Regions from separate parts of the Homo sapiens genome. Here region 1 is linked to region 2. A link is a contact called in ENCODE Hi-C or POLR2A ChIA-PET data. All regions are on one chromosome and are shown on one strand. Each heading gives the region's core, a stretch centred on a gene start or an enhancer-like site at or near the end of the contact. The rest is flanking DNA. Distances are from core to core; before and after follow the strand shown.

The links. Hi-C counts contacts between places; a loop is a spot of excess contacts on that map. ChIA-PET counts read pairs that join two places held with the same protein, here RNA polymerase II (POLR2A). Pooled maps may share reads with other maps.
Region 1: a pooled map shows a loop between it and region 2 (2.0-fold over the local background). The contact joins the enhancer-like site here to the promoter of BMAL2 in region 2. A Hi-C loop is called at or near these places in 1 of 50 pooled maps. POLR2A ChIA-PET finds 5 or more read pairs at or near these places in 3 of 52 experiments (OCI-LY7, Panc1 and activated CD4-positive, alpha-beta T cell).

What each region holds. Positions count from the first base shown.
Region 1 is chr12:27,063,308-27,070,193 of GRCh38, reverse strand. No RefSeq gene overlaps it. Among named protein-coding and RNA genes, the nearest start is that of C12orf71, 16 kb to the left of the region's middle. Within about 2 kb of position 5,498, at least 2 of the 41 ENCODE cell types and tissues checked have a DNase peak (open chromatin) inside an H3K27ac peak, as active enhancers do.
Region 2 is chr12:27,328,198-27,335,048 of GRCh38, reverse strand. It overlaps BMAL2 (basic helix-loop-helix ARNT like 2), which reads right to left and starts at 2,213. Exons shown (of 17, transcript NM_020183.6): 1 at 1,946-2,213. The coding sequence starts at 1,976. It overlaps LOC124902906 (a long non-coding RNA gene), which reads left to right and starts at 2,252. Exons shown (of 2, transcript XR_007063255.1): 1 at 2,252-2,427. RefSeq lists silencers at 1,720-1,839, 1,860-2,329.

The DNA of each region.
Region 1 (6,886 bases), core at 4,249-6,748, 270 kb after region 2:
CACTAAAGAAAAAAAATGTAAAAGAAAACATTTTGTGAGTTACATGATGAAACCAAGATCATTTATATATTGTCCAAGTTATCATGAACCAATTAAGCACAAAACAAACAACATGTGACACAATCCCAAATAAGACTGCCATCCCCAAGCAGTGCTTTCAGAATTTTAGTACGAATTCCCTAAAATAATGTTTAGTTCACAAAAGACGGTCAGGAGATAGGAAGCCCCAATCCCCACATAATAATCAAAGTGACAAAGACTGCAAAAAGGATACAGAGAAAAAGGCGCAAAGGATAAATCCATAGTAGATGCGTTTCTTTGGGGATGACATTATCTCAGTGGCTACAAATTGCCTACTTACAAACCACTACACTACAGGGTGGAGTGATGATACAGGCAAGCCTGAGTGAATAGCTAACCATACAGTCCCACAGCCTTCCTTGGCCTAATGAAGGGAAGACAGAGATGAAGCTGAACAAGGGGCTCCCACCTCATTCTTGTGCCTGGGTCCATTCAGCCTCAAAAGTGGTATAACCAGACAGCATTCACCACTATCATCCATGAACTCAAGGACCACTGGCACAGAGGAGAGACTAGGGTGTTGCCTGCACTCTTAGGCAAATGAAATTTCATATATTTGCCAGTTGCCAGAACACCTAAGACTGAAAGTATTGCCGTGAGCAGTGGCTCACGCTTGTAATCTCAGCACTGTGGGAGGCCATGGTGGGAAGATCACTTGAAGACAGGAGTTCAAGACCAGCCTTGGCAATGCAACAAGACTCTGTCTCTACAAAAAATTTTAAAACCAGCCGGGCATGGTGGCACACGCCTGTAGTCCCAGCTACTCAGGAGACTGAGGTGGGAGGATCACTTGAGCCCAGAAGCTCAAGGCTGCAGTGAGCAAGGATCGCACCATTGTACCCCAGCCTGGGCAATGAACTGAGACTGTCTTTTTTTTTTAAAAAAAAAAAAAAGGAAAAAAAGTATAATGTATAAAATTACAAATTTCCTTTGTGCAAAATGACCCTATTTTTCCACAAATCTCAGCTCCACTGGTCTCTTGTGAACTAAGTAAACCAGTTCAGACAACCAAGAGTGTCTTCACTGACTCACCCTAGGGAGGGACATGCCAAGGACACAGTGACAAATGTCTCCCTTCATCCTTCCTCTGAGTTTCAGTCTAAGATGAGGCAAGTAGAAAAAATCTTTTCTTGTTAGTATTCACTACACTTAAATTAAAAACCGAAGTCTCGGCCGGGCGCGGCGGCTCATGCCTATAATCCCAGCACCTTGGGAGGCCAAGGCGGGTGGATCATCTGAGGTCAGAATTTCGTAGACCAACCTGACCAACATGGAGAAACCCCATCTCTACTAAAAATACAAAATTATCTGGGCATGGTGGCTCATGCCTGTAATCCCAGCTACTTGGGAGGCTGAGGAAGGAGAATCTCTCGAACCAGGAGGCGGAGGTTGCCGTGAGCCAAGATGGCGTCATTGCACTCCAGCCTGGGCAACAAGAGTGAAACTCTGTCTCAAAAAAAAAAAAAAAAAAAAAGTCTCATATTTTTAAAAAGTGATCTGAAAACTCTCATAAAGTATCAGATACAAATGGGTAACCTTAGTAACAAGAATGAGAAATAAAATGACTATCATTTTTAGTGCTAGGTCTATGTGCCCTGAAGCATAATACTAACACTATTGTAGTCAATTGTTACAGCAGATTTTGGGGGCATCTTAGAGGTGGAGATTTTACCACCCCATTTTACAGATGTGGAAGCTGACCCAGAAAGGTCATGAGACAAGAAAGTGGTGGAATTGTGATCTGAATGCAGAAAGGTCTTAAGGCAAAGCCCACATGCTCACATCCCATATTTGTTTGGGAAAATACATTTTTTCCTAGTTCTATACTTTAAGTTCATTCTTGGCTCAAGATTCATACTTTTAGGGACTGGTTTTTCAAAGCTTCCTTAAAACAAGTTAGGCTTAATGAATTTGTTCAGAAAATTCTTTGAGAGCTCCTTCTGAGTTCAGGCCTGCCTCAATTTTTCTTTCTCTATTCGTCTCCCTAGACACATCGGGTCTCACAAGCTGAGTCTTCCCTGGGGCTCTTACTTTTCCAGGTTCTTGATCTGATTGGTAAGATATCCTGACAGTTTCTATGGGAATCCAGACACATCTCTCTTCTGGATCTATTTCCCCTTCCCCTACATAGTCCCTTCCTGTACCATGCAATCAAAACCCTTCTCTGCCAGGACAATAAGCCTCACCACACCACTCACATATCAGAGAGGGCTTCCACCTGGCCACACCCCACAAGAGTAATCTACAAAAACATCTTCATCTGATCCTGTTGAGTAAGCACCTTGGAACATCACATTGAAGCAGACAAATCACTTGGCTACCTAAAGTTCAACATCAATCCAAAGTGCCACCGAATCAAAATGACTTTAGTCCCTGAACAAACAAAATACGATCATAATGAAAAGATATGCACAACACATTCATAGGAGCACTATTAGTAATATGCCCAAGCAAGAGACTACGTAAATGTCCAGCAACTGTAAAATCGCTATACAATTGAATAGCATTAGAGCAAAGAGAATGCAAAAAAAGTATTGTATACAATATTGTAGATCTCACAAACATAATAAGTAAAACAAGCTAGACACAAAAGAATATTCACTGTATGATTCTATTCATAAAAACAAACTAAACAAAGGCATCACAAGGCAGCATACCGGTTGCTCCTGGAGCATGAGGGGAGGAGGGCTCTGGGGTGCTGGTAATTTTCTACTAATCAAGGTGCTGATTGCAGAAGTGTGTCCATTTTGTAACAACTATTCCATCAAGCTATCCACTTAGCGATGTGTGCACTTTCCTCCATGCATAAGGTCCCTCAGCAAAGAGCTGACTGAGAGACTCTTGAGAGCATCTGGTCCATGCCCCTTGGTTGGCATAAGATCAACTGTTTCCCATGGATGTTAGATAGCTCATGGACACAGAGGAAATTCATTAAAGGACTGGAAGGAACTGGACATCAGATCTCTTAGCTCCCCACACAGGTACCAAAGCTGTGTGACAGGATGTTTCTCTAACTTCCTTGCTTTCTGTGACTCCAGACAAAGTTTAGAAGGATGAGGATCACATTCCTCTTATGAACACAATCCAGGAGGTTCCAATCTCTTATTTACATCCATGCCAGGAAGAGCATCTAAACACGTTTAAGGATATGGCAAATCAGAGAAAGTCAGACAGTTCACATTCACTGGCTAGGTGACCGTCAGCACGCTCCTTACCTCTCTCGTATCCTCATCCAGACCACGGAAGTGTTAACTGTTACCCTGCAAGGGTGCCTTGAAGATAAGGTAATAAGTAGTGTCAGGGCCATGCCTGGTACACGGCAAGCATTCAGAAACACTATTTGTAGAATGAACATGGAATCAAATTAATCAAATGCCTGTCACTTGGTAGAAGCTCAATAAATAGTAGTTATTATTACTGAGCAAGAGAAATAGGGAGAAAGTGGGTAAATATGCCTGTGAGAAACCAACACCTCATATTCTAAGCCTACTGGGTCATTAATGGGTCAACTAGCAATTCTCGCTGGTGTAGATAAGGCAGTGAAATGGTCTGTGAGGTGAAGAGTGATGAAGGACTTGAGAATAGGGCTGTGCTTTTTATTTTATGTTCTACCAAGTCTGTGTTTTCCTTCTCAGTGCCAAATGAAGATTTGCTCACTGTCTGCCACACCACGTCTAAATCCTACAGCCACCTATGTTATTCATACTACTCTTAGAATTTACAGGTTTTAAAAGGGCGAGCAGATACAAACACTCCTAGACTTAATGAGTAGACTCACTAGAGTCAAGTAACTTTACTCCTGGAAAAAAATTCACATACACTGAGAGGTAATTGCAGGCTTTAGAGAGGTCTGAAATGAACCATGGCCAGAAGTTACTTCACTTACATTTTTAAAAAGCAGGTTTAATACTGATTTTGTTTTCAGTTCTTCAAATCTTGGATGTATTTAGCAAGCTAATCCACACAAGTTCTTTTATACTAAAAAGAAACAAATACAAAAACAAGTTAAAACTGATTTCAAATTATAGCACACCAGAAAAAATAAAAGCACCAAATGGCTAATTATTATATTAACAAAGAACATCAAACTAGGTAACATGAGTGTAATTAAAAACAACAAAACATGTGTTAAGGACTGACTTCCATCCATCCTTTCTCTCCTATCCTCCTTCTTCCATTCTTCCCCATCTAGCACTCCACCCTTCTCTGCCTTCCTTCCTCAGTTACTGGACAACCTCAAATATTCCCTGATGACTGATTTTTTCTGCTGAAACCAAGTAGCGCATGGTAGGTACGCTATGAATGTTTGCTGAGTAAATGAATGAACCGTGGTTTTGCAATATTTTGTTGTTAAGATTTAAAAAATAAGAAATGCCCACAATTTATTATTTTGTTATCCAACAGGAACAAGTTGTAGACAATATGTAGAAATACATATATTGTTTCTGAATTGAGTTTCTGATTCTCTTATCTCTTTTAAATAAGTCATGCTTATGGGAAAATCCCCATTAGTATATATGGGCACATACATCTTCACCATGATACAGTAATAAAATATATTTTGGTACTAAAAGAATATTTAAGAAGAGTAAAATTTCCTTTTGAGATGCTCTCTCTTCAAATACCTCAGAACTACCTGCACCCAAAGGAGAAAGCAAGGTGTCTCCAAGTTAAATACAAGAGATATTGCCACATGTGTTTTACAAATGCATACAGAGTCAGGGCCAGTCCTAGACAAAATTATGACGTACGGATGTGGCTGTTTCCTTCCATTTGTCCTTTTGAGGATTCATTAACCCCGGATGTTTAATCAAGTAAGGAAGCAAAAGGATCAACTCCAAGGTTACAACAACTTAATGGATATCCTTCATGAGGATATTTTTATTTAAAAAAAAAAGCTTCACAAAAGGCAGTTGCTTAACAGTGAAATAAAATGCATTACTGACTATGGAACTTCAGGAATGAATGGGGGTGTGGATTTTCATCATGGAATTTCTCAACACCCCATTAAATCACATCAGGTAAGTATCTGTCCATTCTGCTTTCTCCTACCACTGGCTTCATATATGGCCCATATATACACACCAATCCCAGCAAGTTTTAAGCAATTTATTATATACAAACAGGCAAGCTCAATTTTAAGACTAGGGTGTGCTCTGAAAGTAAACAGTCATGTTAATGAGCAGTTTTCAAAGTGAGCTCCTAGGACTCCCACCCTAAGATGCTTCAGAGAGCAGAGGCAGAAGTGAGTGGATGTGCAGCCATGGGCACAGCGATTTCACTTTCATCTGTTTCAGACTTAGACCCAAGATTATTTGGGGAAGTGGTTCCTTAAGCTGCTTATGAAAGAGCTGAAACAATCGATGTAACCAAGTAACAATTAGATTAAAAGCTAGTGCAGAAAATCCCAGTCAGTCCACAACACAGCTGACTAACACCAAAATCCAACCACCACTTGTTATAGGGCCTTTATGGTAAAATACAAGTCCCAGCCTGAGCCCCAGGGCAGAGGTCAGCCCAGGTCTGAGCAGACAGGAGCTGGGCCTTCTCTTCTTCCCTACTCAGCCCCCTCATCTCCTGCCCTGGAACATCATGAACAGAAGGAAGGGCACTTACACTTCCATGAGGACTGAGTCAACAGTAAGAGGGCAAGATTACGGTGCAGGGGGCCTGTGGATGTTCACAAGATGGAGAAGCAGAGGTCTCCAGCAGAGAACAAGACATGGTGGGTTTCTGTAAGTCAGACACTTCCCAGGCCCTATCCCGATCCCTACAGCTTCTTTGCTGGGAATTCCACGTGCAAGGTTTACACACTTCACCTGGATCAGGGCTCTTGGCTAGGAATAAGAAAGGAGAAAATAGAACAGTTTAAAAGGAAGAAAAAAATACCTATGTTCTATGAAATCCAATTCAAAACAATATGTAAAATGAAAAAAAGGGGGAAGATTGGGGGAGCATTATGAGAAAATAAGCATTGCCTAAATGTGCTCCAGAGAAATTCACATTGACTAAGAAGCACTGAGTATATTCAATCCCTCCCTCAGCACAGAGCTCTAATTATTTGGCCCTGCCAGGACTGAATACAAAAAATATTTATAAACATGAACCATTATATTTTTTGAGTTTTCATCATACTAAAAAGTAAGTATAAGTAAAAGTAGCTGTACGTGATGGCCCACTAAGAACAAACGAAAGACTACTGTTGGAGTACAACCTTGGCAGGCTGAGGTGGGAGAATCACTTGAGCCTAGAGTTTGAGTCCAGCCCAGGCAACATAGCAAGAGCACACTTTGAAAGAAAAGATAGAAAGAAAAGAAAAGAAAAGAAAGAGGGAAGGAAGGATGGAAGGAAAAAGAAAGAAACATAAAGAATGAAAGAAAGAAAGAAAGAGGAGGGAAGGGAGGGAGAGAAGAAAAAGAAGAAGGAAGAAGTAGAAGGAGGAAGAAGAAGAAGGAAGAAGAAGAGGAAGAAGAAGAAAAAGAAGAAGCAGCAGAAGCAGCAGCAGGAGGAGGAGGAGGAAGAAGGAAGCAGAAGAAAAAGAAGGAAGAAGGAGAAGGAGAAGAGGAAGAAGAAAGAAGAATAAGAAGAGGAAGAAGAAGGAGGAGGAGGAAGGAAGAAGAGGAAGAAGGAAGAAGAAGAGGAGAAGGAAGAAGAAGAGGAAGAGGAAGAAGGAGGAGAAGGAGGAAGAGGAAGAAGAAGAGAAGGAGAAGAAAGAAGGGGGAAGAAGAAGGAGGAGGAGGAGGAAGAAGAAAGAAGAAGGAGAAAGAAGAAGAGAGAAGGAGAAGAAAGAAGAAGGAAGAGAAAG
Region 2 (6,851 bases), core at 964-3,463:
CTTTAGATAAGCAGGTGTCTGGAAGTGAGCACACTTGCTCATTAGCACCACCAAGTCAGATGGGAAAGAAAAGAAAGGAGTATGGGCGACAGCCATGGATTTTAACTCTAGTTCTGTCATGTCCTGGCTGTATAACTGTGAGCCAGCCTCAGTTTTCTCATCTGTGAAATGGAGATACTACCTACCTCACAACGCTGTTGTAAGACTAACAGAAGCACCCCTGTGAAATGTCTGTGACATCTTAGGTACTCATACCTGCGGGCTCTCCCAGCCCGCACAGAAACATTGCTACCCTTAATTAAGAAAATTTAATTTTTATTATTCCCAGCTTTACATTTGGTATGCAAAGAGCAATAAACTATTAATCTAAAATAGTTAGATAAATAGCATTAAACTTTATCTAAAAGCTTGTTGTAAGTTCGTAAGACTTATCTGGGGAATTAGTAGGTGCATTTTCTTTGAATTAGTAGGTGCATTTTCACTTCCTTTCAGTTTGGCCAATTTTAACTCACAAGGGACAACACTTTCTTAATGGACCAGACAGCACTCACCAATTTCACAAAGCAAATTGAAGTTGTAAATTAATAACTACATTAAGTTAATGTTTTATGAAGCACTTACTATTTCCTAAGTATTGGGCTAAGCATTTTATTTGCATTCATATCTCATATCTCATTTACTCCTAACAATCCTATAAGGCAGACTGCATAGTTATCTCCATTTTACAGATGGGGGAACTTAGACTAAGAGATTTCAAATAACCTGGGTGACACAGACAGTAAAGGGCAGAGCTCAGTCACAAGACGGAGCAGAAAGGGTGTCAGAGCTTATAAACACCACACGTGCCATCTTCTATTTTCAACAAAGGGTTTACCTAAGACTACGAATATTCAAATGATCGAATTTCTGAAATCGCCCCATGATGTAAATTCCCACAATTATATTAGAATTTCGAAAGCCACCTCCTCTCATTGCCTTATTTCAGAGAAGAATCTAAAACTCTATCATCTTATTCCAAAAGGAAAGGGGAGAATTAACTGCTTCCCTGAACTTCTCTGCCAGTCTTCCTTCAGTTATTTCTGTTTTCCTGCCTCTCATTTGTCTTAAACAACAGCTATTTTGTATTCATTCCGTAATTGTGAGCAGTGGTCCCAAAGGCCCCGTTGTAAGGAACTACAGAATACTGCCAGTGAATACTAGCGAGAAGGAAAAAGCACCGCAAACTTCCAACTCCATTCACAAAAATACCACAGAAATACATAATCGAACAAGCTAACTCCACTGACGGCTTTCCTGAAGCTTCAGCGGTGAAAGACACGAGCCGCCTGTCGCTTATGGAGGGCTGTCGCGGAGCGGGCTGCGATCCCGGAGTGTGGCCCCGCGTCCACGCGCACCTGCCCACCTGCGCGCTCCACCGCGGGGCAGCGGTTCAAGCCGGGAAGCCGCGAGTATTATCAGCTCAGAGGGGAGGGGTTCACAGGAACCGGGCTAGGTCCGAGGCTGCTGACAACTGGTTTACACAAAAGAAAGAAGAAATATAGGAAGTCCCCGCAGCAGTGCATGCCATGCCGACGCCGACGCGGGCGCCCAGCAGTGGGTGGAGGCGGATGCTCCCAGCGCCGGGTGCAAGGTCCCCCGCTGGCTCCCTTTCGCCAATGCGCCCGGCCCGGGACCAAGACACCGCGTCCTGAGCGCCGGCGGCGACCCCAGCTCCCCTCCCCGCGTCCCGCTCCCCGGGAGGACGCGCCGGGCGCCGCGCCGCACCTGTGCCCCACGGGGCGGCCTTGTCCCACCGCCCCTCGGAGGCGATGCTCCGGCCCGAGAGGACAGGCGCGGGCGCTTCCCTCGGGGCAGCGGGGGCAGACCTGGCGTCGCGGGGACGCCCCCAGCGCGTCAGACGCCGCGCGCCCACCTGGGGCCGTCGCCTCGCCACCGGCAACCTCACCTCCCGCCGCAGCCTCCTCTTCCGCCGCCATCGCAGGAGCCACTTGGTCGGCTCCGCAGCCCCGCGGCTGGCAGCATGGAGGAGCCCCGGGCCCGCCCTGCCCCGGCCCAGGCGGCGGCTCTGGAGCAGGGAAGCGGGGACTGGCGGGCCCTGCCGGGTGCCGCGGCGGCCGCCACCGCAGCCCGTAGGCGCGCACGGGACGCCGCCCCGCAGCCCGGCCGGCAGCAGCTACTGAGCATGCGGACTGGAGCCAGCCGCCCGCCGCTCTGGGCGCCGCGGGGCTTCCCGGCGGGAAAGAGACCCGGGCCAAGGGCGGAGTCGCTGCGGACACCGCCCCGCCGAGCCCTCCCGCGAGCAGCAAAGCACTAAAAGGCCAGTTGAGTCCTTCTAGCAACCACCCTATTGAAAACAGGCTTCCATGCTCATAGTAAGCTTTGTCCCAGCATTCCGAAGATTGCAGTTGTTAGACCCTCGGGGCAAAGGTAAAGGATGAATGAAGATAATTGCACGGTGGGTTAGCGGAGGGCACGGGGCTAGGGTTGGGGAGGAGGGTGCTGGACGAGAGACCCTGCTCTTTTCTGCTTAAGGAAGGGCTTAGCTGCAGAGACGAGAGTGTAGATGACAGAGAGAGGGTCCCGAGGAAGCCGTTTTGCCTCCTGGAACGGTTGGGTAAATCCAGAAACAAGATCTTTTGGGCATCACTTGACAGCCCTACATCCTATGGCCACGTGTCTAGAATACACTGGTTTGCTGCCCTCCCACTGGTCCCTAGACCCATTCCTTGGTAATCTAGTAGAAGTAAGTAAAGGAAAGTCACAGTAGAGAAGACACCAAATCAAACTTTGCAACCAGCCTAAAGGTAATAACTTTCCTACAAGGACTCAATTCCAACGTCTTAACCAGCACCTTATGTGTCCTCAGGGCAGTACTTAGGGCCATTGTGAGAGGCTGGGCAGAGGGTTTGGAAGTGTGTTCCCAAGCAGAAGTGGGCATGACAGGAGAAAACTGTTGCAGGCTTAAGCAGGGGCTAGGACTTTAGAGGTAAGGGAGACGTGCTGAAAACTGTGCTGTCCTCAACACACACCAAGACACATCCCTAATCAAAACCAGTCTTGAAACGTCTCATTCCTAGCTTTGACTTGGAACTCCACCCCAAATTCTACCAACACCAACTTCTCCTGGCAGCTAGAAACAGTAATTCCATACAGGGTTTCCCGAATGTGATCAAACCTTGGCTTTCCAGACAAGTGTACACTATTTTGAGGTGGTTTACCAAGGGGTAACAGGTAGAATTAATTAGACCTGGGCTTTAAGATCTGGGTTAAAATGTAAATACTATTCTATACATGGCCTTGCTTACAATGCATTTTCCCCCTTATCGGCTCAGTGAGCCTCACAACCTCTTTCTTAATTCCTGTCTTAGTAGAGAAACAGAAGTTCAGAGATGTCGAGTATTTTGGCCAGGATCACTCAGCTAGTAGATAGTAGAAGCAAGACCATAAAAGTTAGGTCTCCTTCTTAGGAGTTCCTATTGTGGTGTCCAGTAAGCTTGCCTGTGAATCATTGCAGTCCCCGTTTCTTAGAAACGATGATTCACTTCCACCAAAGCCTGAAAGCAAGAGAAGGGGAATCCAGAATCTAAAATACGAAAGCAGGAAGGGTAATAATGCACAAACAAAGCCGACCTACAGCATTCCATGGGGCACAACCCTTTCATTGCTTAATAGGTATTCCCCTTACTGCTCAGGTTTAAAGCCTGCTTGCTCTCTTTTTTTCTTTATGCTCTGGAGCTTTACTTTCTAAGACATGATTTTTTTGTTTTTTAAAGAGTAGCTATATAACCCATAGGATAAGGCAGAGAGACATATAATGTCTTGCCAGATGGATAGGAAGGTAATCTCTCATTTCCAGTGAGTGGTTTTCTCATATTTTCAACTTGGAAAAAAAAATGTGAGAAAGGTGATTGGATGATTTGTATAATAGAATGCTAGAGAATTTGTGTAATAGAATGCACACAGTTCCTTCTGGTCAGCATGGTTCCCCTGCCAAAAGCCCTGGAGCTGCCTTGCTCTCCAGGAATCATTGCTTGCCTTTCACTTAATTTGTTCATTAATTTTCTTTCATTGCTAAGTACTCAGGCAAGAACAAATATTTTAAAGGTGGAACAAATACTCCTTTGTCCATCTGGAATTAGGAACCACGGCCTCACAAGCTGTAAACTCCTGTCCTTTTAGCATTCTGCTGGGATTGTAACAATATAACTTAGATTAGAGAGGAGTCCCTAAAGCCACTTAGATATTGTATTTGGTCCAAGAACAACAACAACAACAACAACAACAACAAAAAACAACAAGATAGAACCCAAACCCAAAACAACAAAAAACCACACCTGCTTCAGAGTGTAATTAAATTGAAGATACTATTTCCAATGATGCATAACAATAAATAACACAGAAGCCAGGAAGGGGAGAGAAGAGGGGGTGGAAAACAACAAGGGGAAAAGAAGGCTGAACATATATTTATTACCATTGGGAACTGTACACTTAAAATGGTAAAGATGGTAAATAAAAAAAAAACATTACATAGGCCGGGCATGGTGGCTCACGCCTGTAATCTCAGCACTTTGGGAGGCCACGGCAGGCGGATCACGAGGTCAGGATGTGCAGACCGTCCTAGCTCACACGGTGAAACCCCGTCTCTACTAAATATACAAAAAATTAGCTGGGTGTGGTGGCGGGCACCTGTAATCCCAGCTACTCGGGAGGCTGAGGCAGGAGAATTGCTTGAACCCAGGAGGGGGAGGTTGCAATGAGCTGAGATCACGCCACTGCACTCCAGCCTGGGTGACAGAGCAAGACTCCATCTCAAATAAATAAATAAATAAATAGCAACTACCCATTATTGATTTCCTAAGTGACTGGGGAAAATAAATTATTAATGTTTAAAACTACCTTTTCTTCCTACCCTGCCCCCAGCATCCTGTGGAGGGTGAATCCTGGGGAAGATGCTTGGATTTGCTGGGCAGATTGATGAGTGCAGTTTGGAGAAACAAGTAGGCCAACACTCTCCCATATGTTTAGAGAGAGAAGAGGATCTATGGTGGGCTTCTGGTATAGGAAAGATGAGCTTGAGCATGGTCTAAGGGAAGGAAAAGCAGAGAGGTAATTGGAGGACAGAGCATTCCTGAGACAGAGAGGGTGGTAAAGGAGGTGGTGCAGCTGCCTTAAGGAGAGGAAATTTGCTATCTTTTTTTAATTTTAATTTTTTTTTTACATAGAGTCTCGCTCTATCGCCCAGGCTGGAGTGTAGTGTGATTTCGGCTCACTGCAACTCTGCCTCCCTGGGTTCAAGCGATTCTCATGCCTCAGCCTCCTGAGTAGCTATGATTACTGGCATGTGCCACCACACACAGCTAAATTTTTTGTATTTTCAGTAGAGACGGGGTTTCACCATGTTGGTCAGGCTGGTCTCGAACTCATGACCTCATGTGATCTGCCTGCCTTAGCCTCCCAAAGTGCTGGGATTACAGGCGTGAGCCACTGCACCTAGCCAGGAAATTTGAGATATCTTAAAGCGGTATTTAGGGAACTTCATTGTGTAATGCAAACCCTCTTACATTATTTCCCTGGAAAATAACAACTTCAGCAAAAGCTGCATTCATTTTCTCAATGCTTTTGGAGTCGTATTTATGTTTTTATTAAAAGTGAAAACATTTTGAGATTGGCCTTAGGTGGAAAGCAGGGCCACCCACAAAAATAGTCATTTAATTAACTTGTTCACATGTATTTATTGAGCACCTGCTGTGTGCCAGGCACTGTTGTAAGCACTGACTTCTGTATTTTACCTACTGTGCATCAGTTACTTTATATATATATATTCTCACAAAAACCAATGAGCAGGTATTAGTTTCTTTTTCTGTTAGCTCAGTGGTTCCCAAAATTCAATGTACATGAGAATGTGCACAATTTTAGACCCACCCCCAGAGACTGATTTAGTAGGTTTGGGGTGAATCACACTAAGTCCTTATTTCAAATGTGCTTCCTAGCTGATTTTGAAAGTTGCTCTGAGTACTCTCATCTAGGAAATACTGCTTTAACTTATCAAAAATCAATTTTCTTAAGCTGGGTTGTTGCAGTATGGTATGTACACCGGGGAAGCAGCGGGGAGAGAAGCAGTATTTCTTAGGGACAGGAATAGCAATATACTAAAATTCTGAGCAAACTGCAAGGAAGGACAAAACTTAGGACAAGAATGAGGGAATAGTTGTGCACACATCTACTTTTATGTGGAGTTGCTTACACTTTTTCCCTTAGGGATTATGCGTTTGTATGTGTGTATAAGCATCAATAACTCAACTGATGTTTACTTTTACAGTTTTTAAACACTCTTAAAGCAGTTATGGTATCCCAAGTCTTCCTCAGTCCTCTCGGTATTATATACAATCATACAAGAGGGTTCTCCAAGTTCTGTTCCTGATTTTTTTACCCAAGAAGACAAAAAGGCTGGATGCGGTGGCTCATGCCTGCAATCCCAGCACTTTGGGAGGCCAAGCGAGCACATCACTGAGGTCAGGAGTTTGAGACCAGCCTGGCCAACATGGTGAAGCCCCGTCTCTACTAAAGATACAAAAATTAGCCAGGCACGGTGGCAGGAACCTAATCACAGCTAGTCGGGAGGCCAAGGCAGAATTGCTTAAACCTGGGAGGTGGAGGTAGCAGTGAGCCAAGACCACGCCATTGCACTCCAGCCTGGGCGACAGAGTGAGACTCCGTCTCAAAAAAAAAAAAAAAAGATATTAGGCTGAGTATTGACAGTTTACTTTTCCTACCATGAGTTTCTCCCTTTTGAAGAGACTTACAAGTCTTCCTGTGTTTAGGAGTTTGATCATGAATGTTAAGAGGTAAAG